4 separate regions of the Mus musculus genome follow, and all the other regions are linked to region 2. The links are chromatin loops, found by intact Hi-C in ENCODE. Cell type or tissue: heart. All regions are shown on one strand.

Region 1 (8,000 bases), 330 kb before region 2:
CGTACATTTGGTTAAATAATTCATCGCATTATTTACTTTCCGTTTGTCCTCTGAGTTTTTTTTCTGTTCTTGTTGCTAGTTTGAGATGCAGCCTTATGGTTTGTCTCAAACTGAGTTGGGACTCAATGTGTAGCCCAGGCTAACCCTAAACTCATGATAATTCCGCTGTCTTGGCTTTCTAAGTGCTGAGCTACTAAGTACCAAGTATCCATCGCCATGTCTGGTTAATACTGCTTCTGAGCGTTTGCATTTTCTCGCCTTCCTTGTGTTCTTTATAAGCACCTTAACTAAAGGGATAAAGTCACCTAAGAAAGTCAAGACAGAAAGGGGAAACTCACATGGCCTTTCATGCATTGTGAGTGTGAAATTATTGGTGTAAGCATATGACACAATACAACACAGAGGGCGTAATCTGGTCAGATGGTGTGTAGTGAGTTTGTAGAGAAATTGGAGCTCTTGCACAGTGTTGGTGTAAACACTAATAGATGCAGCCACTGTGAGGCAATAATGCAAATTCCTTAAAGATGAGAATTCTGAATTCTGTAGCTCTTACCCACTTATATGCAACCCACCAATCCTACTCTGCTTTACTCACGCTAAAGAAGTGAAAACAAGAAGCGCTATTTGTACGCTTTTGTCCATAGCTATATTATTCACAATAGCTCCAAATGGCAGCAACCCAAATGTCCCTGTTGAGTACAACAAACAAGAAATATGTATGCACATACAATGGGATATTGTGCAGACTTAAAAAGAACAGAAATGCTGACACGGGCTTCAACATGTCCGGACTGTAGAGACGCACTGAGCAAAATGAGCACACAGACAGACAGATGCTGAGGGATTCTACTGATGTGAGGCACTTAGTGTAATTAAATTCACAGACACTAAAAGTGACATGGCTGGCGTGGGGCATTGACAGTGATGATGGTGGTGGCAGCAACAATGGGACTTAGTGTTGCATTGTAAGGGTTTTGTTTTGTTTTGTTTGGGGGGAAAAAGATAAAGAATGTTTGGGTGATGGGTATAGATGCTGGCTGCACAACTGTGACTTAAAGCACCTCACCTGAACATTTGAAGATGTATGTCTGTAATACACACACACACCACACACACACACACACACTTACAGAGACATGTAATATGTTCACGGTGGGAATTAACTATTCTCAGGCTAAAGGAAACTCCATCTAACACACTGCTCAGCACAACCAATACTTGCTCTCAGTGAAATGTGGATATTCACTCAAGACACAAATCTGTTCACAGCCTTTCAAGAATGAAATTAAACATGTCTGGATCATTGATTCTTCTCTCTGCTTAGTTTACTTTTACAAGAAAAGCTTTGGATTATCAAGTGGAAATTCAGAACAAGTGTGAAGGCTTTAATGGCAAAGTTCAAAGTCTTGTGTGATAAAGGAGGCACTCTTTACGTGACATCAAAACCAGAGACTTCTTTCGTAAATTTCCATAGCAGTTTACAACTATTATTTCAATGTCCATGCTACCTGTTGAGTAGAGCACAACTCAAGGCAATGGCCGATTTCCACAGAGTCTGAGCCCAGGTTGTATGACTGGGAGTGCCTGCATTCATCTCAGTCCCAGGCTAAAACGATGAATGTACTCCTGTTTTATTATCCAAGACTCCTGAGCAGCACTGCCCACAGCTGGCAGAGGTGTGGATGCCTCTCCTGAGTGCCTGGCAAAGCAGAATGGAGAGTCTCAGTTCCTGGTTTCGTGAGCGTTTGTCAGAACAAACAAACTAAGGGCACTAGCTTAAGTAGGGCCCAGTGTCACGTGAGTACCTGCATGTCAGACAGCATCCCACCCATAGAGCCACTGCAAAGGGGAAAATAATGTCTGTTTTCTCTTAAACTCCAAATGTAAGAAAAAAAAACTGATGAACAAAAATGAGAAATATTTATTTAGGGCATCTTTATACTAGATTTGTGTTTTCAGTTGACAAACTCAAGCTCTCCTAATAAAAATAGGCTAAGCAAAAAGCACTCAGGGGGCCAGAGTGGTTTAATTTAAACCATTAATTATTTTCAAAAGGATTTTTGTTATGAAGAGAAAGTGGAAGATGTAGTAACCATAACAAATGCAGCAGTATATATAAAATAATAGGATGGCATTGAGGCAAGACATCTCATTCATGTAAATAAACATAAGCGGATTAAGCCTAACTTACAAGAACAATTTTAAGATCAGGCTCATGATACAAAACCCAAATCAATGCTGCATGTGTGAAATACACGTAAAAATGTGTTCTGGATGCTAAAAATGAAGAAATGAAAGCAGGCATGATAATATATGTCTGTAACCCTCAGAACTCTGAAGGCAGGGGTAGGACTGCAGTTGTGAGGCCAACGGTTTATTATCAAACGACCCTCGGTTTGCTTCTCTCTCCTCTGTTGTTCAATCATAAGTTTTAGGATGTTGGAATCACATAGTGTTATTAATCTGTAGAATCCAGGACCTAAGAAATCCCTATGGGAAGAACCTAAGCCAAATGATAGAAGACAGAAAGGAATAGCCACAGAAGCAGGCATCCATGAACTAAAAATCAGAGGGGGGAAGAAAAGGGAGGGAGGGAGGGAGGGAGGGAGGGAGGGAGGGAGGGAGGGAGGGAGAGAAGAGAGAGAGAGAGAGAGAGAGAGAGAGAGAGAGAGAGAGAGAGAGAGAGCTTGTTCTTTAAATAAACCTTCTCATATAGGAAAAGTGTTACAAACAGTAACTGAAGGGGAGACCGTGTGTGAATATACAGGAAAGCTATGAATCCATAGAATAATAATAATAAAAAAAATGCCAGCAGGGAAAGTTCATAAAACAAAGGAAATTAAAAAACTATTTTGGGTCTTTTGTCCTACTCTGTGCTAATCAATTGAAAAAAAAATCTAACTGAAATAAGCAATTTCCTAAGTAAAGGCAATTCCTTGGCCTTAAGAGATAGAAAACTTCAGCAGACCAATTTGTATAAAGCACACTTAGTTATCAAAGCACAAAGTAAATTCTATCCAGACTCCCATGGCTTCATCACCTCACATACACTTAAATTATTTCATATTTACACAAATAAAAAAATAATAACTCTCAAAGCATCCTCCTGAAACAAGTATGAAATGAATGTCAATGTTACAAAGTTGCCACAGGATTGAAGGGGCAGCCTGCTCTCACACAAGATGGAGTAGACCTTAGGTAACATGTATGATGGAGGAAAATATATTTTAATATTTCAAAGATCTTATAATAACATCATATCACTAGTAAACTTGCCATAGTAATTTATCTAGGGAGAGAAATCATATTATCTCCATAGGGGAAACAAACCAAGCCAGTCTGCTCTATATAGCAAGTCTCAGAGCATCACCCAGGGCAATAGAGGACACACATACACACACACACACACACACACACACACACACACACACACACACACACAACCTTTATAACATTATTCATAGTAAAATTGTGGGGAAAGTCCAGTGCCCATCCACAGAAGATTGACTGCATAAATGTCACACAGTAAGGGACAAGGAACCCAAAGGGATGAAAAAAAAAAAAAGAGCAAACACCCTTAAGTGGGGGGAAAGATGGTTCAAGGGGTACAACATGTTAAAACTAAATCTGCCAAAATGAAACAAGTTAGACTGAAAAGTTTAAGAATTGGAGCTGATGGCTGGACAGCTGAGAAGTGGCCAGACACGGAAGTTAAGGGAGGCAGAAACAGCAAGCACAATGGGCTCACCTACATGGGCAGAGCCACTTCCAAACCAAGGGCCCTACCATATTTGATTGTGTACTGAATCAAACAACAAGAATGATTAGACATTTTTGGAAACCTCGACTGTGGACCGATATCACGTTTCTCCTCATGTGAGGTTAATGATGTGGTTGAGCTCGAAAGGGCTATGTTTCTAAAAGGTACATGCAAACAAAGTACTACGGTAGCTAAAGCTAAGACTCAGTAATTCCATACAACAAGGCGTAGCGGTTAAGTGGAGAGCTTTGGTTCAGTTATTTTGCAGATTTGAATTATTCAAATAAAAAGTTGGGAGACAGAGGGAATATCCAAGGAGGAGATGTTTATTATTCTTCAGGTCAGGGATTCACATTTTAATAATGATTTCTAAGAAGTGCATTAGTCATCATAACTGAATAAGCATGCATTACTCATCTGGTACACTATTTGTACAAGAAGGCAGAAGAATTTATCTAGTTCAGTTTCTAGAGAACAGAGATATAATGGAGGAAGAAAAAAATCACGGGAAAGCATGATTTCTGTTCTAAGTGAATTTTGGTGACGTCTGTATGGAATAATTTTGTTGTATATTCAAAAAGCTTTAGAGACCTCTCATTACAAAGACATGCCGCTCTTGTTAGATGCGTTTCTAGAGGCTGTTGTTTGATCTCAAGGTTCAAACCCTAAGACCAAGGTATCCAAGTTTAGTCAAGAGAAGTATATCTCTTGATGACGTTTCTGCATTGAATTCTTCTGTGTAGAAGTGAGATCAAAGAAATGCTGAAGAATGAGTTAATAACTAGATGCAGAAACTCAGTCTATGGGCTTCAGATCTCAGAGTGCTCAGTGCAGATCCTCCCCCTGTCTTAGCATATTAACCACAAGGGGGCGCCCAAGACTCGGTACCTGCTTGGTGCTGCACCTACACTGTTGTCTCTATTGCTTAGATTTATAGAAAACCATTCCAGTAGGCCCCCTGCTTATTCACGTACATCTTCCTCTGCTAGCAAAGCAGTGAAACCAAAACTAAAGTGACTGAATTCCAATGTGCTGTCACCACCACCCCCCCCCATGCAACACGTGTTTAAAACTCCCTCCTTTCCTAGAACGCAATTCAGCTGCCTGTTCACAAATAGTCTACCATCAGCGCCATCGTCCTGCCTTCCTTCTTCAGTTAGAAAGTTTATGTTTTTTGCTTCGACTCCCAAACGGTTTATTTTCCAAGGCTACATTATTTCTAAGGCAGGGTTGGGGGAATAAAGTGTTTTGGTTTTGACCATGACTGCATTGATTCTGGCCAGTGTCCTTACGAGTTATGTGTGGCTCCAAGACCTTTAGAAGTAAACTCAGGAACCAGATGTGATGGTAGAGGATAGAGAGGCAGAAAGACAGGGGTTGTATGTTTGAGAACAGTCTGGACTTCGCAGGCAGACCCTCCATCTCAGCATGTGTGAGCACTACAGCAGTTATTTATTTTAGGGTTGGTTTTCTGGTTTGGGTTTTGGGTTTGGTTTGGTTTGGTTTGGTTTGGTTTGGTTTGGTCTGGTCTGGTCTGGTCTGGTCTGGTCTGGTCTGGTTTGATCTGGCTTGGTTTGGTTTGGTTTTGGAGACAGAATCTCACAATGTAGCCTAGGCTGAATTCAAATCTGTGAACCTCCTGCTTCAGCCTCCCCAGTGCTTAGATAACAATCACCACTCCCACAATCTTTGCTAATACTTGTTTTGGTAACCTGGGTAGGAAGGACATTCATGTGAGAGTCCCGGGTTATGTCTCTTTCTTTACTTCTATTCTCTATTAGCTACCCAGCATTCCTACACTCAATCAGAAGGCACATGATTGCCGAATTGGTTATATACACAGCCCAGACGTTGTGCACAGCCCTACCTTCTGAGTAGGTCCTAGGGTTCCCAGTCCACATCACTTAGCCTAGCCCGGACTCTTGTCCTCAAGACTAGAGAACTCTGACAATGGCTTTGGATTCTAGAAGTACTTGTAAACAGAATCCACTCGGGCACCCTCCCACGTAACACCGTTTAAGCCTCTTCTACACCAACCCGACACCTGATACAATCAATGCAAAGCCGTTAGCTAGAATTGAGGAAATCTGACCCTTGATATTTGAAAATGACCCTGTTTGTATTCTGAATCCCTTGAAGTCTTTTCAATAAAGAAGGGTATTTGACTGTTCTCGAGCTGCCACTGCTTATAGAAGCAACTGCATCGTATTATCCGTTCCGTCTACAGACCTGCCAAGAACGATGGGTTGGAGGACAGAGCCACTTATTTGATTCTGAGAATATGTTTATTCTGTGAACACTAATGGAAAAAAAAATAGCAAAACTACCACATGTCACCTCTCAGACTGAGGTGACCCTGCTGACTAGAAAGCAGATGCGCATTGCGTTGCTGGCTTCTTGTAACAGCTACAAGCATCGAAACATCTTAATGAATTCAAAGTCTGGAGCTGTTCCCTGTCTGTCTGTCGGTGATTCTTATTTAAATAGCAAACCCTGTTTAATTGGCTCCAAAGGTAATCAGGCTAGACACATTTGGGGTGCTAACCGACAAAGGAGAGGCAAATAAATTACAAAGAAAAAATCTGAATTTCTCTAGATCCCAATAAAAGTAAGAAAAAATTTCATTCTGCTGTGTGTACATGCTTTAAAACGTATCTTTCACTCGAAACCATATGCTGGGGGAATTACTTTTATATCTGGGGATGAACCTGAACCCAACATTGGTATTTTCTTTCCAAATCTTAGTAGTCCTTCAAAATGGCTAACGAAAAAACAACAACAAACAAACAAACAAACAAACAAAAAGAATGACTAAACTGAGGTGGAATTCAACATTTCAGCCTGAATATTCAGCCCAGCCAAATCTTCAGGCTCTGAATTAATAAACTCATTCCGTCTGACTTGATTTTAGGGTCACATTGAGCCAAAACCAACTTCCGGGGCTTGGGAGCCTTGCTTTGAACAGAAGGCTGTTTGCTTGTTCCCAGTGGGAATACATTATGCTGAGTGATGGCTTCCTGTTTGTCCTGGAGGGGCCTCCCTGGCCTGAAAGAAGTCACAATTTGGGTCAGCTCTCTCTGCAGGGGCCATTCCTGACAGCTTTCTTGGGATAAATGAGATCTGAAACATCGGGCTTTCAGTATATGAAAAGGTCTTGGCACAAAGCCCCCGTCTCTCTACAGAGGGCTCTGACTTTGAAAATGCCCTGCATGCTGCAGTTTTTCCCCAGCCCACAGGGACTCCTGCTGGGGCATCTTGCTAGGAGGTCCACGTGCTCCCGTGCTCCCCACGTGGATAGATTAGATGTCTGTGGGAGGACTGCCCAGAAACTGTTGCACCTTCTGAAATGACAATGCAAGGTGCCGAAGGGTAAAAATAGCCCTGGATCAACACATGAGTCAATGGCTGTATTTAACCAATCTTCTGTTAGGGAACAAAAAAGCCTTAAAATGCCACCATGCTGAAAATAACGGGCAATTAAAGCACACCGAACCGAACCCATGATATGACTTGTGGCAGCCAAGTGTTCTCCAGAAGCCTCCTTCTTGGAGAGCTAATTGCACGGGGTTTCCAGTCTTTAGCTTCCCCCTCAGGTTTCCTACTGAGCCCTTTACTCTTTTATATTTGAGAAGCATAGATTCACCCAGGCACCCAGGGCAATACTATTACTGCCTGTCATTTCTGATCATTTTCAAAAAAAAAAAAAAAAAAAAAAGTGCCCTGTACTGCTAAAGTCTTAGAATGCTACAATCTGAAATGAGCTATTGATTGCCTGGAGGATTTAGAAAGGGAAAGTTGGTGTCCAGAGACAATATTCAACAGCTTGGAACAATTAATTCAAGGGACAGCACACCTGCATAGTACTTCAGGTGTGATGGATAGCCAATTACCAGGTCTCCGCTTTCCTAATTCTTGATCTCTAGAGAGGTTCTGCTGGGGTGGGCATGTTCTCTTTCTCATCTTGCCTGAGTGTCTTCCCTGTGTAACCCATCCCGGAAAGGAAGCTATCATTAAAAGAAAATGGAAAGACCATCTCGAAGGGAGTTTGAATGGGACCAGAAGCCTAAGGGAGATGGTGGCTGCCTCAAAAGGGTGTGATGCAAACCACAGCAAGAATGGAAACGGTGGTCGTACTGAGCAAACTTGCCCGGGTTGACTAGGAAGAAAAGGAAAAGTATTGCTTTCAAAGGTAAAGTGGTCAGGTCTAGAAACTTGAAACTATAATAGTACAATGTGTGTT
Region 2 (8,000 bases):
TCTTTCTCGACTTGGTGTCCATTCTGACATAGTGTCTACCAAGTGCTAAGGATCAGTATGTTTGGATGCAAAATACATGAGGGAAAGGTGAGCCAACTAATGGATGTGTGTTACCCACACAATATTGCTTTCCATGTCCAGCACATGGAGAGCTTTTAGAGCATGCAGTGCCTAGGACCAGGTTGACCAACATCTCTACGGATGCATCTCAGGCAAGAGTGTATTAAACTTCTGCAGGAAATTCCAGTGTACAGCCAATTAAGGGCCGTGTAAGCCACCATCCAATCTTACTCAGGATGGAGGTGTCTCCCTGAATACAGAAATTTCAATGTCGAACTGTCACGGTCCTGAGCAAGCTCGGTGGTTTATCACTTGTACTGATCCAAACTGTCATCCAGGACGGTTCATGAGTGATGTATTTTCAATTTTTGAAAAGCCAAAATTCATTGGCTTCATGTTTTTATTTGACACTTTCCTAATTACATTCAGGCCCGTAGCTCCCCTTGACCTCAGTCACTCCCGTCTCTGTAGGCTCTTGCTCAGGCCTGTGCTACTATTGACTTGGGTAGTGTACAAACCTGTGACGCATAAATGATGACAGGGATGACTAAACCATCCCAGCATGTAAGCATCAACCAGAGGACCAGCGAAAGAAGCAAAGTCACTCTCTCTCTCTCTCTCTCTCTCTCTCTCTCTCTCTCTCTCCCTTCCTCTCCCCCTAAAAATTAAATTGATATAGCCTTTATTAGAGAGAGAGAGAGAGAGAGAGAGAGAGAGAAAGAAAGAAAGAAAGAAAGAAAGAAAGAAAGAAAGAAAGAAAGAAAGAAAGAAAGAAGAAAGGAAGGAAGGAGAGTTGAGGATGATGTTAAAGCCAGTTCAGCAGTTCAGAGCCCTGTGGCTCACAACCCTCTCTAGCTTCAGTTCTAAGGGATCTGACACCCCCTTCTGACCTCTGCAGGCTCCAGGCACGCACATGGTATATACACAAACATTCAGGCCAAACACTCATCACATAAAACAAAATAAATAAATCTTACAAAAACCTTTTTTTTAGAGAAAACAGACCTACTGTGTGATGTGGCCCTACTGTGTGATGTGGCTATTCCATGTCCAAATCAGTACAGCAGAGAGACATTTGGGCTTGTGTGTTTATGGCAGCACCATTCACAATACTCAGGATATGGGATCAACTCAGATGTCCATCACCAAATGAACAGTTAAAGAAATGTAGTGTATTTATACAAAATGCAATACTATTCACAAAAAAAAAAAAAAACCCACCTGGGGAAACATGTAATTTGCCACAGAAATAAAACTGGAGGACATTATGCTAAGTTTAAAAAAAAAACGTAGCCCAGAAAGGTAAACACTACAAGTTCCTCTTAGATTTGGAAACTAAACATTGATATCATGGAAGTAGAGAGATGGGTGATGTGGGGAAGGAAGGGGTAGAGGGTGGAGAGAGGTGTTTAATGTGTGCAGGGGTACAGTCTGGTAAGAGGAGTAACGTCTACTGTGCTGTAGCACTATAGGAAAACTCGGGTTTACAACTGACTATATTTCTAAAACAGATACTAGAGGGAATTGCATGTTCTCAATACATATACACAAATGTTCTGTCTGAGTGATTCTAATCTTATTCATAGATACAGTGTACATGTGTCTAAATGTCACACCATAGCCCATAAACATGTACTTACTGTGTCAACTAAAATACAAAAATAGACTTTTAAAAGAGGGAAAATAAGAAATGGTTTAAAAAGCCACCTTCTGTGAGCCTTCCCTTTTTCCTCCTCCAGGTTAGGGCATACGCGTTCTCATATCTCCATTACCTTGACGTGAGTTTGCATTCCCTGTTGTTATCTGCGACAATAAATGATTTTCCTTTTTATTATTTTATCTTTGTTTTATGTACATTAGTGATTTGACTACATGTAAATCTGGGTGAGGGTGTCAGATCCCCTGGAACAGGAGTTACAGACAGACATGAGCTGTCATGTGGGTGCTGGGAATTGAACCTGGGTCCTCTGGAAGAGTAGCTAGTGCTCTTAACCGCTGAGCCATCTCTCCAGCCCTGATACAAAAAAAAAAAAAAATCCTCTGCATGAATCAAATTAATAGACATTATTTCAAACAGTAATCAATTCACTCCAAGAATGTGGCTTAGACTTAAACCATCAACTTGTGGACTCCAAAGTCAGACCTGTGAAGGAAACACAACCCAAAGTTCTCAAGAAATTTATCACTCAAGGATTGTCCCAGGAGGGGGGTGGGGCAACAGCATCTCCTGAAAACCTGTTAGAAATACACAGGCTCAGGGCTGGAGATGGACCTCAGGGTAGAGCATTTGCCTAGCCCTGGGTCCAACCTCCTATATAATAAAAAAGAAAAAAATGACAAACCCCAGGCTCCACCCGGAACTCCTGAGTCGGAATGTAGAGGTGAGCCGCAAGGGTCTGCAGGGGCATGCCGGGTTAGACACCCGTGCTCAAGCTTGAGAAGTGCTGAAACAATCCGCTGATGGACACTGTTTGCACAAATCACTTCAGTTGAGTGTGTGCGCGGTTGTTTGGTTGGTGGTTGGTTCGTTGATTTTTGAGACAGTGTCTCATCCTGTAGCCCAGGTTAGTCTAGAACTCACAGTAGCATTCCTGTCCCGACCTCTCAAGTGCTGGAATTATGGAGTGAGCCACCATGTCCAGCTGTTTGCCTAAGAGTCTCTCTCTCTCTCTCTCTCTCTCTCTCTCTCTCTCTCTCTCTCTGTGTGTGTGTGTGTGTGTGTGTGTGTGTGTGTGTGTGTGTGTGTGTGTGTGTGTCTATCTGCCTGTCTTTCCTCTATATTTGTCTCTTTCTGTGCAGGTGTGTGTATATATGCCCATGTGTATGTATAGAGCTGTACATACATATGTGTATATGGCCATGTGTGGATCCCAAGGATCCTCCTGTCTCTGTCACCCCTGTTCCAGCACTGGATCAAAGGCACAAAACACTCATGCCCAGTTTTTATGTCCCTATTGGGAACTGAGCTAAGGTCCCGTGCTTACTTAGCAAGCTCTTTACATCCTCTCCCCGCCCCTGCCCCCTCCCCCACCCCCACTGCTGTTTGCTGTTTGCTTAGTATCGATCTGCAGAGTCCAGAAGAAAAAGGCATGGGACGGTCACGCAGGAAAAGAGGCATCTGGGTCCGCAGATTCCTGCTCCTGATGCACACAGGGAACATCTGGGGGCTTCAGAGACTCCTGGCAATGTGATGGAATTGGTGCGGGGCTGTCACAGCCTTCGTGTAAAGATCTCCAGATAATGCTGACAAGCAGCCCCAGGTGGGGGTCGCATACGTTCATAGTGTGGTCAGCAGGAAGTGGGCCCTCATATTGATTCTAACCTTCCCCAAGGAGGAGCTTGTGGGGATGGTCAGAATTCACAATGGCTGGCTCTGGCTAGAATGTCACTGCCCCATAATAAATGTGTCTGGGCATTCTGTTAGGAGATGTGTGACCTTTCCCTGTCACTCTAGCCAACCTGGACTTGAGCATCTTCATCTGCCCGGTGCAGATAGCAAGAGCCAAAGTCTAGGACCGCTTGGGACATTCCTTAGCACAACACATGGAAATTCCTAAGAGCTTGCCAAACATATGTTCACTTTTCAAATTCTCTGAGCCAAAAGAGAGTGCTTTCTGTTTTCTCCTCTCCCCTGCTAGTAGGATATTCAGTAGAGTAAAAATGGAGCAGGGTGCAGTGAGGTCTCTTATTCCATACGCCAAGGGTATCAATGGGGGAAAAAACCTGTTGGCATGTGAACTCACATATATGATTCCATTTTGGTCGCAGGGCATCTCTATTAAATAAGATAGGATAATTTTTATTGTTTTCATTTTCTAGCTGGCAGAACAGTGGCTTAGAGAGGTCCTATCTCACCCAACCACAAGATGGACAGCAGAGGATGCAAGATATTCCCACTACCTTCTAGGCTGTACCTGTTCTCAGCCACACAGGCAGCTGCTGAGGGGCCGCATGTGTGGACAACATGCCTATCACAGCAGAACCTTCTGTAGAGACAGAAATGTTATGTGTGCTTCTAGTCACACGTGGCTACTGGGTATTGAAATGCAATCGATGTCGGGCATGGCGACACTCACCTGCTATTCCAACATCGAGGAAGCCAAGCCAGGAATGAGTGCCCCATCCTGTCTTTAAAATAAACAGTAGATAGATGGATGGATGGATGGATAGATAGATAGATAGATAGATAGATAGATAGATAGATAGAAGATAGATCTACAGTGCACAGGAAAACAGACCGTGGCAAAGAAGGATCCCCCTGCGCGCGCGCACAGACACACACACAAAATGTCATTAGTGGAATGGAGTCACACGGCTTGGTTGTGGAGAAGAGGAATCGATGAAGAAGTGACTGGAAGGGTCTTCGTGGCATAACTAACTACTGTGTTTCTCTTGTCTTTTTTTGTTTGTTTGTTTGTTTTTGTTTTGTTTTGTTTTGTTTTGTTTTGTTTTGTTTTGTTTTGTTTTGTTTTTCCGTCCCACTTTATACAGGTGCCAATGCATCCGCCCCAGACCAACTGAGCTTAGCTTTAGCCTGGAACAGAGTTGACATCGCTCGCAGCCAGATCTTTATTTACGGGCAGCAGTGGCCGGTAGAGTATACGTCGTAGTCGTTACCCTTGAAAAGCCACCATGCGCTTGACAAGGGTTTTTAACGGAACCTTTGAAAGTGGATCAGAAATTTGGGCGGGGTTGGGGCGGGGATGGAGGAATCTTCTTTTGCATAGCATAGCTGGGCAGCAGTCTCGTGTTTGGGAACATGCTGTCACCTAGTGGACGATATTGCTAAGCGCACCACTAAAGGTTCCCTGGCTCTTAGCAATTTTTGGACGCATAGCCTATCTTATTATTCAATCTTTAAAGATACAGTTATAAAAAAGTTAAAATTTAGAGGAGTGGAGGGAGGAAGGGAGGGAGGGGAGAGAGAGAGAGAGAGAGAGAGAGAGAGAGAGAGAGAGAGAGAGAGAGAGAGAGAGAGAGAGAGAGAGAGAGAGGATTCGCATGTTTCTGGTTGTCTTTTAGGCGAGCAGAAGGAGGAAGCTGCTGCCACCAAATGGCGGCACGTTCCTGCTGGTTTGCTAATGGGCCAGGCCTCTGTGTACAGGTACCATCTGGTCCTGGTGGTTGAGCGCAGGTCGACCTATCCCAGCACAAGTGAACCAAAGCTTTATATAACTGCCCGTGGCTTTTTTTTTTTCCCCCGTCATTTGGCTGTCAAAAATCATAACTTGGGAAATGGGCCATTGGGTGATGTGCGCACGCATCCACGGGTGGCAGCCCAGCATCAGCTTGGAAGTAAGACTCTCTGAACCTTCCATCCCCAGGAGCTCTGGCCACCACTGAGTACCTGTCCTTATAGAGTTCAAGGATTTCTAATCGGGGAGCGTATTTGTCAAGGAATCTGGACGTTGAAAAAAATGAGAGAACGTGAGAAGAATACAAATCACAGCCAGTCCAGTGCTCCAACCCAGAAAATACATTGTTCTTAAGTTATGTGACGCCAGTTTGCCTCCGGAGTGTCCGTTACTACACACCTGCACACCTGTCCAGGCCTGTTTGGCCCTCAGCTATGTTTTCCTGGGTTCCTATCCTCAAGTCAGCCGGGGCTCTCATTCAGAGCCTAGGAAAGAAGGAAAGGAAGGCAGGAAAGTGTCTAGTGCCACCTGTACAGGCACAGCAGAAAACTAGCCAGAGAATCCATCAGGAGGAAGACCTTGGATCCTGAGGCTCCAGAACAAGAAAGAGATTTAGGAGAGAAAGTAGCTTCTAGACCTGGAGTCCTTGACTTCTGTTTCCCAAGACCTGTGCCTCCAGGACCAGGGGTGCCACCTGGCATCGGAGCACTGGCTCTGTCTGGTTTATCTAGAGACTTGCAGATATCAAGCCTTCTGGGTGAGCCCGGAGGAACTGCGCTTCTCTGACGTGGGCAGGCTAAGTGAATATCTTGAATTGCAGGTAGGGTCCCTGGAGCAAGCCATGCTGGATGCCCTAGTCCTGGACAGAGTGGATTTTGTGAAATTACTCATAGAAAATGGAGTAAGCATGCACCGTTTTCTCACCATCTCCAGACTAGAGGAACTGTACAATACGGTAGGGCCAAGCTAAGATGCCTTTTCATTTCTCTTTCTCTTCTGTTTGTTTCCCTCATCCTGCCTGCCCATACCCCCATGCCTGTGATTCTCTTCCTGTCTCTCCTGTGATGCATGCGTCATTCCTCACTTGCATTCCCTTACACCTGGATAGACGACAGACACCGAGTCACCAAGAACTCACTTGTTCTAACTGCTCAGTTGTCAGCATCTTAGGCAAAAGGTGTCGTGATCACCATAGGGCGTTGTTCTCAGATTCTAACTCAAAACCACAAGCAGGTCTCTGTCAATTGGAACACACGCACTCTGTAAGCCCAGGGAGGTGTTGGTGACAAATAGTGCAAGGAGGGTTGGTTTAGCACCAACCATCAAATGATGCTTATTAAGTAGCTTGTATCACCATGCCATCCTCGGAGCTACTAAGTTCACACACACACGTGCACACGCACACACATACACACATGCACACACACATGCACACAAACACATACACACATGCACACATACTCACACACACATACACACATGCACACACACACACACATGCACACACACACATGCACACACACGCATGCACACACACCCTGCACCCCCACACCATGATAGAAAGTATAAAATACCCTGGAATCATCCAAAAACATGTGTGGTAGTGGCTGTTCTTTGCAGTGGCATTCACTAAAAAAGCCAAGTGTGTTTAAAGAACTGATGTTGTTTTTTTTAACCATTTCACAGATGAGAAAACTGTGGCAGTCTTAGTCTATTTGTGCGGCCACAACAGAATGCCTGAGGCTGAGTAATTTATAAAGAACATGCTTTCCTTTGTCACAGTTCTGGAGGCTGGACGTCCAAGATCAAGGTGCCAGGAGCTTCACTATGTAGTGAGAGTCACTTTGTCTTTCCAGAATGTGTCCACTGGAAGGGGCAAACGCTGTCCTCTTAGGACAGAAAGGTTGGAAGTACAGAAATATGAACCCACTTCTGTCTAGCCCTCAATTCCACTTACAAAGAAGGTACCCTTGTAACCAAGTCACCTATCACCTAACAGCCTCATCTCCCCCACTGCATAGGAAATGCAGCATGAATTTTGTAGTCACAAAAGTGTAAAACATACACAGAGTAAAACATACACAGAGACTAAGAAGTAGTTGATTAAAGGTCCTAGATCTCTGAATAACAACAACGGCAGAAAGAACTCAGTAACAAATTTAAGCCTCTTTTCAGAGGTTGCTTTTTGATTCACTGGCCACAATGTCTGTCCCAGCACCCTGAGTGTGATGGGATAGAGCTATGGACCGGCCCGGACTAAAGGCAGACGGTAGGTAATAGCAGCTAGCTTCATCTTAATGCCACTGCAGGAAGTAAGTCAGCTGGCAGAATAGATCCAGACTTCTGCTTCCCCTACAAGCTTGTCTTGCCTCAACACACTGAGACTTACAGTAATGAATAATGGGCATCATGACTTAGAAATCAGTTAGAGAGTTATGGCGGTACGAAGGGTCATTCCAAAGCCTGGAAAAGAAGGAAAGAAAGAAGCCTATTCCTAGACCTCAAGCCAAGGTCTCATCACTCCCATCAACAGGTGGTGGTCACCTGCAGGGCTCCCATAATCAAACAGGTGGTGGTCACCTGCAGTGTTCCCATCATCAAACAGGTGGTGGTCACCTGCAGTGTTCCCATCAACAAATAGGCGGTAGTCACCTGCAGTGCTCCCATCCACAGGTGGTGGTCACCTGCAGGGCTCCCATCAACAGGTGGTAGTCACCTGCAGTGCTCCCATCATCAAACAAGTGGTAGTCACCTGCAGTGCTCCCATCATCAAACAGGTGGTAGTCACCTGCAGTGCTCCCATCA
Region 3 (8,000 bases), 250 kb before region 2:
TTACTCTGGTTTTCTTGGTTTTTTTCAAGCCCACATCTTAACAAAACAGTCTGGAACAAGGCTTTGCTTGTGTTGAGTAGATTTCTTAGAAACTGACCTTGCCTTTCCTGAACTGTGTGAGGCTATAACTTGAGATTGAAGATACTTGCATATAGGTCACTTAGCGTTACAAGCACACAGAGCCACACAGTTGGATTCTAGGGCATCAACTACTGTTTAAGAATTCAACAATTTACAACATAACACCTCCGTAATAGAACATTAATGAAGCTTTGTAGTACTCATCTCCGTCCTTAACAGAAAGGATAGATTTAATTATTTGTAAGCGTTAATATTAATATACAATGATGTCAATGCTAAGATTTAGATGTGTGAAATAGCAATAGGGGTATAACTTCATGGCAATACTTACCTAACACACAATGTCCTGAGTTTAACTCCTAGTACTGCAGTCAATGTGAACGAATGAATGAATGAATGAATGAGTAAATGAACAGATGAATGGAAGAAAGAAGATAGAATAGATAAAAAATATGCATGTTTGACTTTGGTGCGTGTAGGGTGTATGTGTCCATGGGGTTGAACCTAGGACCTATCAAATACTAGAAAAGCATCCCACCATTGGTTTATCAAGTGACTTTGGCTCCAAAGACCTGAATAGCTGTGTGGAAGAATCATGCAGTTGTTCATATGCCTGTGACTTTGCTTTCTGTGGGTTAGTTAGCTGCTGGCAACTATAATCTGAAGAGATTAAATAGGAACCTCCAGAAATAAATATTCATAAGCTTTATCATTTATTATTAGAATATGTAATCATAGCCTACTTTTTATAGTTAATATTCTTACTTACCTAAGCTATGAATTATGCCTTATCATGGGTATATTCATACAGGATAAAGCTTTACATACACAGGGCATGGGTCTAGCCTGACATTCTGGCTTCTATCAGAAGCCTCAGATTGCATCACCTCTAGATAATGGTTATGGGTAAAGCAGTACTAAAAGGATGTTGGAAATCAGCCACTTGGTAAGCCAAGAGCTCCTTTCCAGCATTCATTAGGGTGGCTTGAAAGAAGAGCATGTAGACTGTACTTTATCCTGACTGGGTACTGAGCCCTGTCCTGGACCACGGAAAAAGCTATGGTTGGCTGGCAGGCTGGAAATCATAACAGTTCTCATCACACATCAAATGTCAATCTGTGTCAGAACAGAAGCCAAGGCTTTTCTCAGAGACAGGCTGGATGTAAGCAACAGAAACACATTCAAAGCCGTCTCCACAGAAAGTGGCGGAGGATCAGGGCAAGTTCTCAGACGTGAAGAGCACGGAGCATCGAACATCCTTTCATGAGGCTGCCTGATTGCCTGGCCTCCAGGTTCTCTCTAGCATCCCTCAGTCCCTAGTTGGCATACCCTGGCCCCCAAACCCTGCACTTTCCAGCCCAGAAACTGGGCTGCCTTTTCCCCAGAGGCTCCTCCCTATATAATCCAGACATTTTGCTCTCTCCCTCTCTCTCTTCTTCTCCTTCTCTTCTTCTCTGAGCTTGTCCCCTCTCTCTTTCTCTCTCTCCTTCTCTCTCTTTCTCTCTCTCTCTTTCCTCTCCATTTCCCCAGGTCACCTTCCCTGGCCTAGGTTCTTGGGGCCAGTGAACTCACCCGCTAAAGAGCAGCTTTAATATATTCTAATCAGGCATGAATTAACTCATTTCACCAGCAGAGAAATAACCTATCATCCATGCTCATGTTTGTCATGGAGTTTTCTTAGAACTCAATCAAAAACGCACAGCTTCCAGTCACAGTGAAATAAACAGAGAGGCCATGCAAGCCAAGCAGCACTGTGATGGTCACAGAGCTCCAGTTTCCACATGTCCTAGCTATGTTTTCTGTTTGACTTAGAAAAGGAGAGAAAGTCCTACCGATGTCCCATACCTAGATGCACACCCAGAGATAGCACTCCATCCCAGGTCCAGGCTCATGTGTGTCCCCTTTCTCCTACTACCTAAATATCTAGATGGCCTGAAAGATAGAGCAATTACTCAGAATTTACAGGAATTTTCAGAAAGAATCAGTCTCCAATCTAGCCTCTGCGCCCAAGCAGAACATGCATTGATTTAGAAATAAGAAATGTCTCAAGAACACTCCTAATTTTAAATGTATGTATATATATCATATGATATATATATACATACATATATATATATGATAGAGAGAGAGAGAGAGAGAGAGAGAGAGAGAGAGAGAGAGAGAGAGAGAGAGAGAGAGAGATAGAGATATCACTCGTAAGTGGGTTAGAAACTCTTCACTGGTAAAAAAAACGAGAAAGTTGCAACAAAGTGGAACATGGGCAGGAAACAGCCTGAGCCACTGAGAAATGGCCTTGTCCAACAGGGAAGGGAGACCCAAGTTGATTATTCCTGCCCGATAGTTTTCTCATAAATCACACCGCTGGCAGGACAGGTGGCTGTGTCTTTGCCAACTCTCTCCTTTGTAGGAAATGGGACACCCTCCACAGTGCCAAGACCCAACAAACATACTTCAGGAACACAGAACAATGTTCAAAAAGACCTTGTAAATAGCAGAGACCTGTAAAGGACCTACTGGAAACAGGCAGTCTGAGAAAGTGTATAGTGTGCTTACTTTCTGCTTTTGCTCCACAAGAAAGCTTAGTTTTCTAACTTAAGTTGCTTTTCTAAGTAATGAAGTTGACTTGGAAGGCAACAATGTCCTTAAGTCTGCCTGGGGTGTTTAAACTATTTTACTGTTTCTTAGGCAATGCTGTGACTAGCATTTGTTGGCATCACTCAACTCACATCTGACTGTGTCTTATCCATGCTTTGATGTATTTTTATCTCCTACATACAGAGTATGATCATATGAAAGTAAATTTGATTACCTACAAAAATGTAGGGAGATGCAGTCTCTTAAGCTTACACATAAAATAACTTTTCTCGGGTTCTCTTGGCTTCCCTTGAAAAGAGAACCGAGTGCAATGAATTCTCAGATACAATGTGATGATAAATGGGAAAGCATTTCTGTATGCCGATAATAAACTATGGTATGAGACCCTGACAAATATGACTGAGCCCTTCAACTGTGACGGTCATGGAGATTTCTCACACCAGCTTTCACATGACTGGCAATGGAGTCCCCTTAGAGCTGGTTCATTTTCACCTTTAAGCTGAAAACTTTGTGATTGAATCTATTGCCTGACAAGGGAACCATTGTCAGCAAAGGTTTTCTCTGACTGTAAGTCTTAGCTGATATATTTTGCCACATGAACATTTATGATCTCAAATCTATAAAGTCACTGATAGCTTTAAAAAAAATTTAGTTTCAAAATGTCTACCCTAAGCATCCCCGGGAGTAAAACCAATCACCAGATGTGATGTACTTCAAGGAGCAAAACAAAACAAAACAAAATCCATCAGATGGAGCTGATGTGGAGATGAGCAAGTTAGGTATCTAAAGGCAATGCCTGCTGGTTTACACATGATTCGATTTGTTAAGTTCTAGCATTAAAGGCCAAAACTGGAGTATAGGTTAAGAAAGATAATGATCTCTGTATTTCCTTAAAGCAGGAGTTAGCTTACATAAGTTGTGACTTGTTTTTGAGATGTCATTAGATACCAAGGGATCTCAAATAGAATGTTAACGCTTCTCGCCCTGCCTCTATTCAAATGCCCAGCAAGGGAGACTCTACCTTTGTGATTTTTTTTTTTAAAAAAACAAGTCCATGTACAATCATGTGTATGTGTGTGAAATAAAAGGGGCTCATATATTTAGTATTACCAGGTTATATAAAAATAGTCCATAATTGGGTTAATCCAGAAATGTTTAGAAATAATTGAGAAATACTGTTTTGTCCTGCTTTGGACTTCGGCATTCCTTACTTAGATAATTTGTAATATATGTTTGTTTCTTTGACTAACATGTAACAACATATCCATCATATTCCAAAGTTGGAGTAGAAATTACTATAGCTCATTGCCTTGGCAACCAACTGCCAGTAGGCTGTGTACTGTGTTTGCTCTTCTGAAACTTGGATGGATTTTCTCTGTGGATTTGGTAACTGGTGTTTGGGATGTGCCGACTGTGGGCTGAATTTTAAGGGTGGTCTGTTTTCTGTTTGTTTGGATTTGTTCTTTTCCTTTTCTAAGAGGACTCTTTTCTTCCCTGGTCATGAATAGAAGACAAGGTACCTCATTGAAATCGAATCCTCACCCGGACTGACACTGTTCTCAGGAAGGTTAGACTGGCCTACTTTCCTCATTGTAAACACTGCCTCAACAAAGCAAAGAGTTCTTCTGAGCCCCAGCTGTGTTAAAGAGGACTTGCAACCCATGTGGACAAGAAGAACTGATCTCTGCTCCTGCTGGCCAAAAGGAGCTCTTACACCTCTTCCTCTAGCCAAACAGCAAATTGTTTGGCAAAATCAGTAACTTCTAACACCCGCCATTTAATTCATGACCTAGGAATACTCACGATTTGTAGGCATCTGCCCTAAGAACAATATGAAACCCTATCACGATTCACGGTCTTCTGTAACTGACCCTGTTCAACTCCCATCTCAGAGTTTCACAGCGTCCCCAAACCATTTTCTCCTATGCTACTAGGAAATAAGTTAAGTCACTAGGAAAGAAGTTAAATTTAATCCATCATTGCTGTGGGGAGGTGATTCATCATTTGGTTGCCCTCGGTACTTTTCAAACACGTTGTTTTCATCAATCTGAGCAGACTGGTTTTATGTTTGAGGTACGCCGTCTCATTTTTCCCATTCGATTTGGGGCCTGTGAGCAATTTCAATACTAGCAAAGCGCAAAGTAGACTTCATTAAAGACCCTTGAGCAGCCCTGCACAATCAATCAAAAGTTATAATTTGCAGTGAAGTAAGTTTAAACATTGGAAAAACAGCACCATCTGCTGGAGAGGCGCAGGCAGGGAAATATGTTTGTGTAGTAAACCTGGGGGCCCAAGCTCTTTGCTACCTGTGTATGTGTCATGTGAAGGCATTGTGGTCACTTTAGTGACAATAAGGTAGGTTCCGCTCACAGGACAGGGAAATTTGCCAAGCCCTGTTCTTGCTCTATCTTCATAGACATAAGCCTTGAGAAATCACTTTGTAGACTAAGTGGTCAAGATGTATTTATTAGAACAAGATGAACATGGTTGGGTACCTCACACCTTCAGCTAGGAGAGGGGAGGTCAAAGACTCAAGATCACACACAGGCTATAAGATGCAATGGTGATGTCAGCATCTCAGCCTTCGACTCAGGTACACAGGAGAGCAGGCATCAGGGTCCTCAAGCTGCCCAACCTCATGGCGAAAGTTATGGAGTGAGAAGAGAAGGTGCTCATTTCATTTGAATCAATAATTGTAGTTCTAGGAAGCCACCTAAAGACGAGTCTGAGAGAAATAGAAACAGGAATGTTCATTTCAACGTTACTTCAGATGCTGAGGAAGTGGGGCTGGCAATCATTAGTGAGGAACAGTTAAATCATGCGCTAGATGCTCCTGCTGCATTAAGTGTCACATTTTGAAAAATAATGATGTGGGAAAATCGTACCATCTTAGTAAGGTTTATGAAAAATGCTGATAATCAGTGTAATTATGGCTTGGGGAGGGGGAGAATCAAACAAGGAAAAGAGATAGTGATGACCACAGAATGAACTGTTCACAGTGTTGACCTGGGGCTCTGTAATTCTCTGCTGTATCTATGGGGCTGGGCTGTGCATCTGAGCAGGACTTGACACAACCTCTACATCTGCCCACTAAATGCCATGGTCATCTTTTTATCCAGATGTGACAACCCAAAAATGTCTCCAGACCTTACCAAACATCTAGGGGCAAAAATCATCTCACTGGTTGAAAGGAGACGCATAAAGGCAGAGACTTTAGTTATATCTAATATGTTGATTACAGGAATCAATGCAGGCCTTTGGAGGGGAGCAACTAACTAGTTCCCAGTGTCTTTTATAGTGGAAATCCTTAGGATGTTGCTCTGACATGTGGCAAGAAAAACTCAAAGGAGATACACGCCTCTGTACAGGTAGAACAAAGATTTTATTTATGACAGATGTCCTTAGGGACCTACAATCCCTTCCTTTTGTGCTAAGATTTTAACTTCATGTCCATTTCACAGTGAGAAAGACTTGGTTCTCATTATTCACAGGAAAGGATATGTGGCACTGTTGACCTTCGGCATTTGCTCTACTTTCCATAATTTCCTACAAGTAACACAGGCTGATTTGTTATTAGAAACTATTAAATGTCATTAATAAGCCCTAGGAACAGGTGAGTAAGTAGGCACCCAGTCCTGGCTGCTGTTAGTCTCATGTGGGCGCCACAACCTTCACAGTCTCTACCCCCTTCCAGAGTCTTCTTAAGACGAAGCCTGTGCCATTGTAGGAGTGCGTGTGACCATGAAAAAAAGGCAGAAAGTGCTGTGAAGACGTACTGCTATTTTAACAAACATTTCCTTCAGGTTTCCCAGGCTCCTTTTTTCATCATCTTAAGTTGGTTCAAATTCATAATCAAGAAATTCCAGCAAAGTCAAACAACCTACAACATCCACCCTATTGTCCATAGACAGGCACCGTAGTTTATCATTTGTAGAAATATTTTTTTCTACTTGTGCATAGTTTTCTTTTAAAGGAGTGGGCTGTTTTTGCTTTGTTTTTTTTTTTCAAATGTGAGATTCTACTTCCCCCAAATTTTCTTCAGACAAAGAACCACACAGCTGTTTCTCCAATGTCTCCATTTGATTTGTATGTTCAGTTTATTAAACTAGTAAGACTTAATAAAGTCTCAGCACAGAGAGTTATGGACCCAAATGTCAGAAGCCCAGGTTGAGACCCCTATTTTCAAACTCACTTTCAGCATTTAGCAGCACCTCAGAAGGGCAAAATGTCCTAAAAAAAAACAAAACCCTCACACTTTCTCCAGTCACTTCAAGATCATAAGGCACTCTATGTCTGCTCTCATGAAGAAAATCTTCCAACAATCCTAGGGACATCTGATCAAGTATGGGAGCTATAAACCTATTCAGAAGGGACATTTCCCATCATGAGATTCAGACCTAATAGAAACACACAAGAGAAAGGAGTATGCCGAGCCTTTCTTTCCTCCTCCCTCTTCTCTCTGATGCCTAGGCTACTCTGTCCAAGTTTCAGGCCGATGAACAAAGACTTAAAGGACTGGCGAAGTTATAATTTGGCCTCATAGACTCTTGGGCTCACTATGTAGACTTTACAGACTTCTGTATATGGGGCATATTTATTACTTTTTTTCAGAGACTCTAATCCACCTCTATCTCCTGGACCGATTCTATATCCTTTGATTCAGGCAGTACCTCTCCTCTCTGGCTGGCCATGGCAGACTCCCATAAGACCTTAGCTGTCCAGTGGTGTCCTTCTCAATGAGAGCTGTCACCATTGTTCCTCTTTGATAAGACCCCCTTTAAGACATCCTCAAGCTAAAGGACATTCATACAACCTAGTTAGTTCCCAGGCCCAGATGTCACCTATGACTATAAGAAATGTCCCCCAACACCTATGGCCTAAGGGCAAGTTTGTTTGTTTATTTGTTTTGCAATCTATTAGGTTCAGTGGCTGAACTGGGTCCTTTTTCCTATGCATCTTTCAGAAGACTGTAGTTCAGGTGTTGGCTGGGGCTGCTGACTCATTTTGAAGACCTGCTAGAAAATGAACCTATTCTGGGCTCTTCTAGTGGTCAGACAGGATTCAGATTTGGGTGACCTTCTAGGAACAGGCACCATCCGTTCTCTGTCATGTGTTTCTGTCCATACAGTAAATCCCAGCTCAGCGCAGAATTCATCAGACTGAGCAAAAGACCCAGGGGGGAGACAGATAGACAGACTGACATGAACCATTGCCTTGCTAGTGTGAATGCAGATATTTTCTGCAGCCTTCCCTCTGACAGGCATGGAGTGGTGCCTTCAGAGGGTCAACTGGAGATTCACGAGACCATGCCATTTGAGAAAGAA
Region 4 (8,000 bases), 550 kb before region 2:
CTTTGTATATCCTTAAATTCATAAATATAACCTGCTCAATCTATATAAAATTACTTGTACGCATACACTTTCAGGATTGGTATTAGATAACCAATCTGGGGGCTCTTCTCCAGAGAAAACTATTTCTGCTGTTCCCAGAATACCTTAGGTGTCTGGAGTTCTTTGCCTAAGATGGAGGCCCTGGGAGATTTGCCCTTTCATATTAGCATGTGTATGGTGCCATCCTTATCCAGCTCTTGCTTAAGCAGCCATGTTGATCAAACTTCATGAAAGTAGCTTCTCTGGCATTTCTAGGAGATCCAATCTCAGAGCAAACTTGCTGATCCTCTGGACCTTAAAATCTTCCTGCCTCTCTTTTGCTATGACCCCTGAGGCTTAGGTGCAAGAGCTGTGTTGTAGATGTGTCTGCGGGGGATGAGCACTGCATGGTCCTTTGTCCTCTGCACTTTGATCTGTTGTGGTCTTCTGTAACAGCTTCTGTTGCAAGGAGATATTTCTCTTGTGGAAAGTAAGATCTATGCTTATCTGTGGGTATAAGGATACACATATAGAATGCAGCTAAGAATAACACCATTTTAGAAAAGTGGTGGTTGTGGCATCTCATCCAAGGTCCATGACTTCACTAGCTCTAGGTAGTTGGCTAGGTGTCCAGGACCAGGTGGGATTTCCCTCTCGTTGTTCAGGACTTTGGTCCAATGAGAGAGCTGCTGGTTACAAGACCATGAGTGCCTCCACTGCACTCGCATGTGGTTGTTTTGGGCAGAACACCTGGGTCAGAGCAGTGGTTGCTCCCCTTCCCTTGGAAACTTGCATGGCTCCTTCTGGTTCCATGAAAGCAAGTCCTCAGGAAAGAGGCCTTCAGGTTGAACCAGCTGAAATCCTCTGTGTACTGTTTCCAAAGTGTCTTCAGCATTAGGGTCTCAACTTCAGCCTCTGAAGGCAACCCAGGGCAGCAGCAATAGCCTAGATTTGGGGAACCTCTTGGACAACTGTGCCCAACAACTCAAAAGGGGGGGGGGTCCCTCACACCTGGTATTGGGATTTTACTAGGTAATTGATGATTCTTTCAGGGAGCATTATCAATCCAAATGAGAATTTTGTTTTATTCTGTATATGTATACACAGACATATATATTCTATGTAAATTTAGGTAGACACATAATAATATGATCCATCCTTTGAGTTTTTCAGAGAATTATTGTTACTTTATCATTCTTTGCCCTTTTTCTATACTTTTCTCCCTTTTCCCTCCCCAATCTAAGACTCCCTGTTTTTTCCTATTTTGCTCCTCAAATCCCTTGTTCCCTCCCATCCACTTCTTTATTTCTCATTTTCCTCCACCCCCATTGGAGCCTTTTACTTTCCTGGTTTCTGCAGGTACTCCTGGTTATGTACTAACCCTGAAGATTTAGGACTAGAAACTGCAGATGATCTAGAACATGTGGCATTTGTCCTGGGTCTGGACTACCTCACTCAGTAGGATCTTTCCTAACTCTGTCAATTTACCTGCAAATTTCATAATTTCATCTTTCTCTACAGCTGACTAGTATTCTGAGCTATACATTGACTGCATTTTCATTAGCCATTTGCTGGCTGATGGACAGTGAAATTCTTTATATTTCCCAGGTCTAGAAAGCAGCAGAGAGCATGGCTCAGCAAGCACCTGCAGAGTGTCAGGTCCTTGGGGCATACGCCAAAGAGTAGCATAGCTCGATCGGTAATTTCATTTTTAGCTTTTGGAGGATTCTCCACACTGGCTTCCACAGTGGCTGCACCACTTTGTGATCCCACCAGCAGTGAATGAAGGCGCCCGTTGTGCATCCCCCTCAGGCGTTTGTAGTCAGTGCTTCTGCAGATCTTGGCCCTTCTGCTAAGATGCAATAGAATCTCAAATGTGTTGTGATTTGCATTTCCCTATTTACTAGGGACCATGAATGTGTTTTGAGGTGGTTGTGTGTGTGTGTGTGTGTGTGTGTGTGTGTGTGTGCTTTGTTTTGTTTTGTTTTGTTTGCTATTTTGTTATCTTAGTTTGATAACTCTCTGCTCAGGTCCTAAGCCCATTTTATGAATGGGCCATTCTCTTGTTGTTGTTGGACTCTTTGTTTTTTGAATTCTTTACATATTATTAACTTCCTTATTAACATTCTGTTAAATGTGTAACTGGCAAAGATGTTCTCTCATTCCGTGGGCTTTCTCTCTACACAATCATTTCTTTAGCTGTGCAGAGGTTTTTCAGTTTTATGAGGTCTCATTTGTCAATTGTTGGCCTCAATTCATGTGCAAGTGGAGTCCTGTTCAGAAAGTCCTTTCCTACTCAAACCATGTGGGACACTGCCTATACCATGTAGGTCACTGCCTATAACATGTGTTGCAGTGCCTATATCATGTGTTGCACTGCCTATACTCTGTGGGGTCTTGCCTGTACCATGTGGGGTCCTGCCTATACCATGTGTGGCACTGCCTATACCCGGTGGGGTCCTGATTATACCCTGTGGGTTCCTGCCTATACCATGTGGGGTCCTGCCTATACCTTATGCGGTACTGCCCATGTTTTCCTTCCATCAGTTTTCACAGTTTAGGTTTCACATTCAGGCCGTCCATCCATTTGGAGTTGGTTTTTGTGCAAGGTGATAGAAATGAGTCTGCTGTAGCCAACATAGCTCCATGAGCTAAGCGGGGTGATGAAGGAATGAAGAGACATATACAAAGGCTTGGATCTGTACACTCTGCTGGGGAAACCTCGGCGCTTTGGAAGTTCACTGGGTTTACTGAAGACAGTTCAACCTTGAACAGGAGGCACAGTTACTGCAAAACACTAACAGAGACACAGGTTTAGCTAATCTGTAGGAGTTATCTCAGTGTGGGAGCAGTCATCGGGCCATAAACATCTGGGAGAGAAAGCTAAGGTGGACATTTAATACTTCAGTCCCATGGGAATGTGTGCGTGTGACAAAGCCATGGTCCTGTCTGTTGATATACATTTACCCAGGACATAACTGGTCTTCTACATTTGGACATCCAAGCCAAGAACTTAATGACACGGACTAAGACTGTTCTGTTCATTATGGTCTGTTAAGTGTCCGGACAGTTACCCAATTCAAAAAATAGCTTCAGTAACATTTTTGAAGGTAGAAATAAACGAGCTAATCTATTACAGGATTGCTCAGCTCTGATTTGGGTTAAAAATAACAAACAAAACAAAACATTAGATTGCTGATAGATGTGGAAAGGAAAAGTAAATATTTGGTGATTTCATTGTAAAATATATAGTATAAGGTTAAATATCTTCCTATTTTGATCTTTTTACATAAGAGATTTACCAAATTATTTCTTAAGCTAGATAAACTGTTTTCCAAGCTGTTTTTTTTCCTATGGAATGTGACTGATTGTGCATTGCTAGAACTGCCTATGATTCTGCCATCACTTTAAGCTTTATTATAAAAGTTAATACTTTTTACTCTGTTAATGGCAATGAGGACCTTTCGAGCCTTAAATTAATGACCACATGAAACAAATACTTGATTGTTAACACTGAAGTCTAAAAATAATCCCCCACTGTAGCCACCAGATGGCAGTGTCCAATAAATCCCCTCCTCCGTTGAGGAATTCTTTCATCAGCCACTTGATGGCATTGCTCCATTGTTTTCAAAAGCAAGCGACTCCTGGTTTTCTTCTAGGTCCCTGTCTTCATTGTGTTCTATTCTGCAGTTGTCCTTGTCTCATGGCAGCCTTCTACCCCCGCCCCCAAACCCAATTCCAGTTATGTATAATGTTTTTAATGAGATGATGTTCGGACCAACTCATGGAAGCATATTAATCATGATTTTTTTCATTCTAATTAAGCTATATTTTTAGACCAAAAGAAAAAGTCTATGTTTAAAGAAAATAAAAGTCTATGTAAAAGTCTTTAAAGTCAATGAAAAGACTGTATGGATATATAGTAATAAAATATTTATTGGGGGTGGATATGTGTGATGTCTTTCTCTTAAGGCTTTATTGTTAGTTTTTTAAGTAGCATCATGTTGTTGGATTATATTATAATTTCACATAGGGGACCTTCAAATTGTATTAGCTGTAGTAAAACACATGGCTGTTTATACTTTCACTGTTTATCACTTTTAAAGATTCTCGGGGAATACATCTACAATCACATTAGTGCTCCCAAGTAATTGATAATTTGGAATGATTGGAATAATGCAGGCGAATTAGTGTTTTACAATTGGTTTTGTACTTCTTAAGAGAGTCGTAACTTCTCTTCTGAGTTTACTGGTATCCTCACTAGCTTACTTTGATCCTATTCAAATTTGGGGTGGGCACTTATAAGAGAAAGGTTTAAGTGATTGTACCTTTAGGTATTGTTCTTTCAGAGTGTGCAGAAAGTGTTCCCGGTGAGCTAGCCTGGGATTGCTCAGCCTGGGAAGCAAGCAACTGCTGAGAGAGCTTTCAAGTCAGAGAATTCATTCCGCATGGGGTACTGCTTTTAGCACCTTCTGTAAGGCAGCAAGTCATAGATGGCTTAAAACCCATTAGAGACGAGCTGTTCTGAGTTACGTCTACTTTCCTGTGGGAGAAACTTTTAACACAATATTTTAAATCTATTCTTTGGGAATTTCATACATGGAGACATTGTATTCTGATTATATCCAGTGTGCCCCCTCAAACTTCCCCTGGCCCACCCCAACCTCTCCTCTTCCCAGGTATAACCTGAAATCAAATCAGTGCTACCTGTATGTGGGTGGGTGGATGGGTCATCCACTGTGGCATGGGCACCCTACCAGTGCACACATTCCCAAAGGAAAAGGATTCCTTCCCTCCCAGAAACCACTGACTACAAATAGCTACTCAGCAGAGGAGGTGAGAGGTACCTGTGAGCCCCTCCTTCATCCATCCTTGCATGAATTCTTTATCTGTAGAGCCTCAAGTGGTTTTTCTTTGTAATTTTTTTTTTTTTTTTTTTTTTTTTTTGGCTAAGGCATTCTTTCAAAGCTTCTGCTTTCAAAACGCACCAAGTGTGTGCTTAAAATCTTGAGAGTCCTTCCAAAATGTCAATCCTTGGGAGGCTCGCCGCCACGGCAGGCTTTTTAAGTGTGTGGCAGTAACTGGGCGTAACATGTGACTGACACGACAAGGCTCTCTGTGAGTGTTAAGGTTGAATGGGAAAGTCAAGATGACAGTATAGAACCAAGTCATGGTTGGCTGGAAAGCAGGCTTGATATTACCTCGCTGCACCTTTGAATCAGTTAAGATCGGATTCTGGCAAACAACAGTGTAAAGAAACAAATGCTCAGCTAATTAGAATGCAAAGGGATGAGGGGATGAGGTGACATCGGATGGTCACAGGTTGGTTAGCACACAAGCTAAGGACTAACCTTTCTGACTTCCCCTTCTACCTTCCCATCTGTTAGCTCTGTCCTCCGGCTTGTCTCTTCATGGCCACTAGTTCATTTTGTGTGTCTAGCAGTTGTGCTTAGATACTAGACTGTCCAAAAGAATAAAAGACATCTAACTCCACCCAAAGGCCCCAGAAGTAAACACCCTCTGTTCCCTTTGCCTGGCGTTGCTTGGATACTCATTTCTGGGTCACACAGTGGTGGGGTAATTTGATTTCCATCAGAGCCTGAACTCTTAGACTTATCACTAAGTCACTTAGTGGAGGGAAGAATTTCCCAATGGAAAACATGGAAGGAGTGTAAATGGGTCTGAGCTTGGCAAGTGACCACTGCTGAGGCTTTTCTTTGCTCACAGTTATTGGTGATATGGGAGAACATGAACAGATTCAGTTACCAGAGGAATGAGGAGGTCCTTTGCATCTCAGGTGTTTCGGTGTTCTCAGCGTTACAGTGGTCCACCCACCTTTGAGATTATGCTGTCAGCCCAGGGAAGGCTGCTTTGTTTTGTATCACAGCAAATATCTTCCCATTTATCTCCTCTCAGATTTCCATTTAGCTAATAAAAGGAATCATTTGTTAGCAGATAAATATTGAAACTTCTGAGCTTTCCTGCTTTAAAGCATAGTTCAAGTTTATAAGTGTTGAGCGGTAATCCCGAGATATCAGCAATGTCTAGGCTGCAGAAAGTGATTGGATTCTGTCTTCTGTATGAGCCCATGGTCCATCATTGCAGTAAAGTACCCGAGTTAACAGGTTTCATGGAGGAAAATTTTGTTTCATGCAATGACCAACTGATTATTTTGTAACTCTGGTATCTGTGGTGAAGACAGAGCCAGAGCAGGGTAGTTACCTCTTGGTAAGAAAGAAGCAGAGATTGGATGGAGGGCAAGTGGGGAGGGGGGCTGAGGAGTGCTGTGATCCACTTTCTCCCAGGAGTGCCACCAGATGGAGAACAACCCTTGGAGACAGACCTGCAGGGGCATTTCAGGGCCAATGGAAATCCTGTAGGGGCTCCTTCTTCACTCTGAGATAATTGCCTGGTCTCTCTTACAAAACAAGATCTGCTTGTTATAAATTCCATCAAATGGCCATGAGTCTCCCTTCCTAATGTTTAATAAGTTGCCCCCAACTTTGGATGTTAACTGTTACCTTGTGTCTTTGACTTTTTCTGCCATTTTCTGCTGATTCCTCGAGTTTTGTCCTCCCAGTTCTCCAGGACACAGAGGCTGGACCCTGGAGAGTGTCTTTGACCATTACCACCTTGTGCTCTGAGCTGCCAGCTGCTGCGGATTGTCTCGGGAATTGTCTTATTCACCCCCAAGCTGCTGCTATTTCTCACTGAAGTCATTTTAGATTCTCAGAGATCGGCAGACTCTCTTCCCTGAATTTGGCTTTTCAACAGTCTGGCATTTGAAATAGGGTTTCTGTTTGGCTATTTTTTGCTTTTATTAAATATTCCGAGAGGTAACCTTTCAGTAACCTATATTTGCTTCTTTGTACACTAGAATTACGTGCTGCACATGAAACCTAAGGAGGCTAAAATGGTAGTAACCAGCTACGGAGTACAGAGAAAGCATTAATTAAAGTGTCTCACAGCTAAATCTTCTCTATTAAGGAGATAAATTAGAACTGTTGGAATTTACAGAGGCCAATTTTGAGACGGCAAAATAAATCCTATTTTTAATCGTACCCTGAAAGTAGGTTGACGTAATTGTAGGCAAATGTCAGTAAATTCTGGGAAACCAGTTATTTATATAAACGGTTATTACATGGGGTGCAAATCCAGGCCTTGTTGTTATTCCTTAAAGTCACTGTGTGCTTTTCTTTTTATTCCTGTGATTCCAATCCTAAATCCATGTACCAAGTGCATGAAGGGGCCACACCTTCAGGACTGCTGCTGACTCTGTATGCAATGGTCTCTTGACCAATCTCTCACTTCACTGACTTTTCTCCATTCAAAAGTCCAAAATTTGGGCCAGCAAGATTTTTTAATAGCTAAAAACTCTTAGTACTAAGACTGACAGCTTGAGTTCAAATCCTGGGACCCACTTGGTAGAAAGAGACAACCAATTCCCAAGAGTCACCATCCAGTTCCCACAAAACATGCTATAGCACACCCCACCCCTACCACACCACGTCACACACACACACACACACACACACACACACACACACACACACATGTACAGACATTAAGATGTTCTTGCAGCTGGGCAGTGGTGGCGCATGCCTTTAATCCCAGCACTTGGAGACAGAGACAGGTGGATTTCTGAATTCAAGGCCAGCCTGGTCTACAAAGTGTGTTCCAGGACAGCCAGGGCTATACAGAGAAACCTGTCTCGAAAAAAACCAAAAGACCAAAAACAAACAAACAAACAAACAAACAAAAACAAAAACAAAAAGAAGTTCTTGTATAATATTCTATTATATTTTATTTAATTATTTTTGTATGTATTAAAAACAATTAAAACTATAATACAATTTTTAATCCAAAACGTGACCAATGTTATTCATGAATTTGAGGAATGTGCTTTTCTTTCTAATTGTTTTTTCTTAAATATACATACTTTGGAGCTTAAAAAATAAAAATCTAACCACCAAGGGCAAACC

Evidence for each region. Hi-C counts contacts between places; a loop is a spot of excess contacts. Peaks named below come from ENCODE experiments on the same cell type or tissue, not always from the same donor. Only the 100,000 strongest peaks of a DNase experiment are listed, where the experiment ranks them.
Region 1: a loop joins it to region 2, with 9 times the contacts of the local background. A loop is called at or near these places in 30 of 42 quality-filtered maps.
Region 3: a loop joins it to region 2, with 4 times the contacts of the local background. A loop is called at or near these places in 11 of 42 quality-filtered maps.
Region 4: a loop joins it to region 2, with 8 times the contacts of the local background. A loop is called at or near these places in 30 of 42 quality-filtered maps.

The regions. Positions count from the first base shown.
Region 1 is chr19:22,547,746-22,555,745 of GRCm38, forward strand. All of the region lies in intron 1 of Trpm3 (transient receptor potential cation channel, subfamily M, member 3), which reads left to right. Among named protein-coding and RNA genes, the nearest start is that of Gm33649, 76 kb to the left of the region's middle. In heart, CTCF peaks have their summits at 4,620 (motif pointing right) and 6,984; a DNase peak (open chromatin) is centred at 6,776; H3K4me3 peaks cover 513 bases.
Region 2 is chr19:22,879,333-22,887,332 of GRCm38, forward strand. Trpm3 (transient receptor potential cation channel, subfamily M, member 3) reads left to right here. Exons shown (of 26, transcript NM_001362491.1): 10 at 4,552-4,652; 11 at 6,016-6,150. Among named protein-coding and RNA genes, the nearest start is that of Gm52388, 43 kb to the right of the region's middle. In heart, a CTCF peak has its summit at 4,840 (motif pointing left); a DNase peak (open chromatin) is centred at 4,799; H3K4me3 peaks cover 725 bases; H3K27ac peaks cover 372 bases.
Region 3 is chr19:22,626,592-22,634,591 of GRCm38, forward strand. All of the region lies in intron 1 of Trpm3 (transient receptor potential cation channel, subfamily M, member 3), which reads left to right. Among named protein-coding and RNA genes, the nearest start is that of Mir204, 120 kb to the right of the region's middle. In heart, a CTCF peak has its summit at 4,928 (motif pointing left); no DNase peak of the experiment used is centred here.
Region 4 is chr19:22,334,035-22,342,034 of GRCm38, forward strand. It overlaps a transcript of Trpm3 not described here. Among named protein-coding and RNA genes, the nearest start is that of Trpm3, 110 kb to the right of the region's middle. In heart, a CTCF peak has its summit at 3,571 (motif pointing right); no DNase peak of the experiment used is centred here.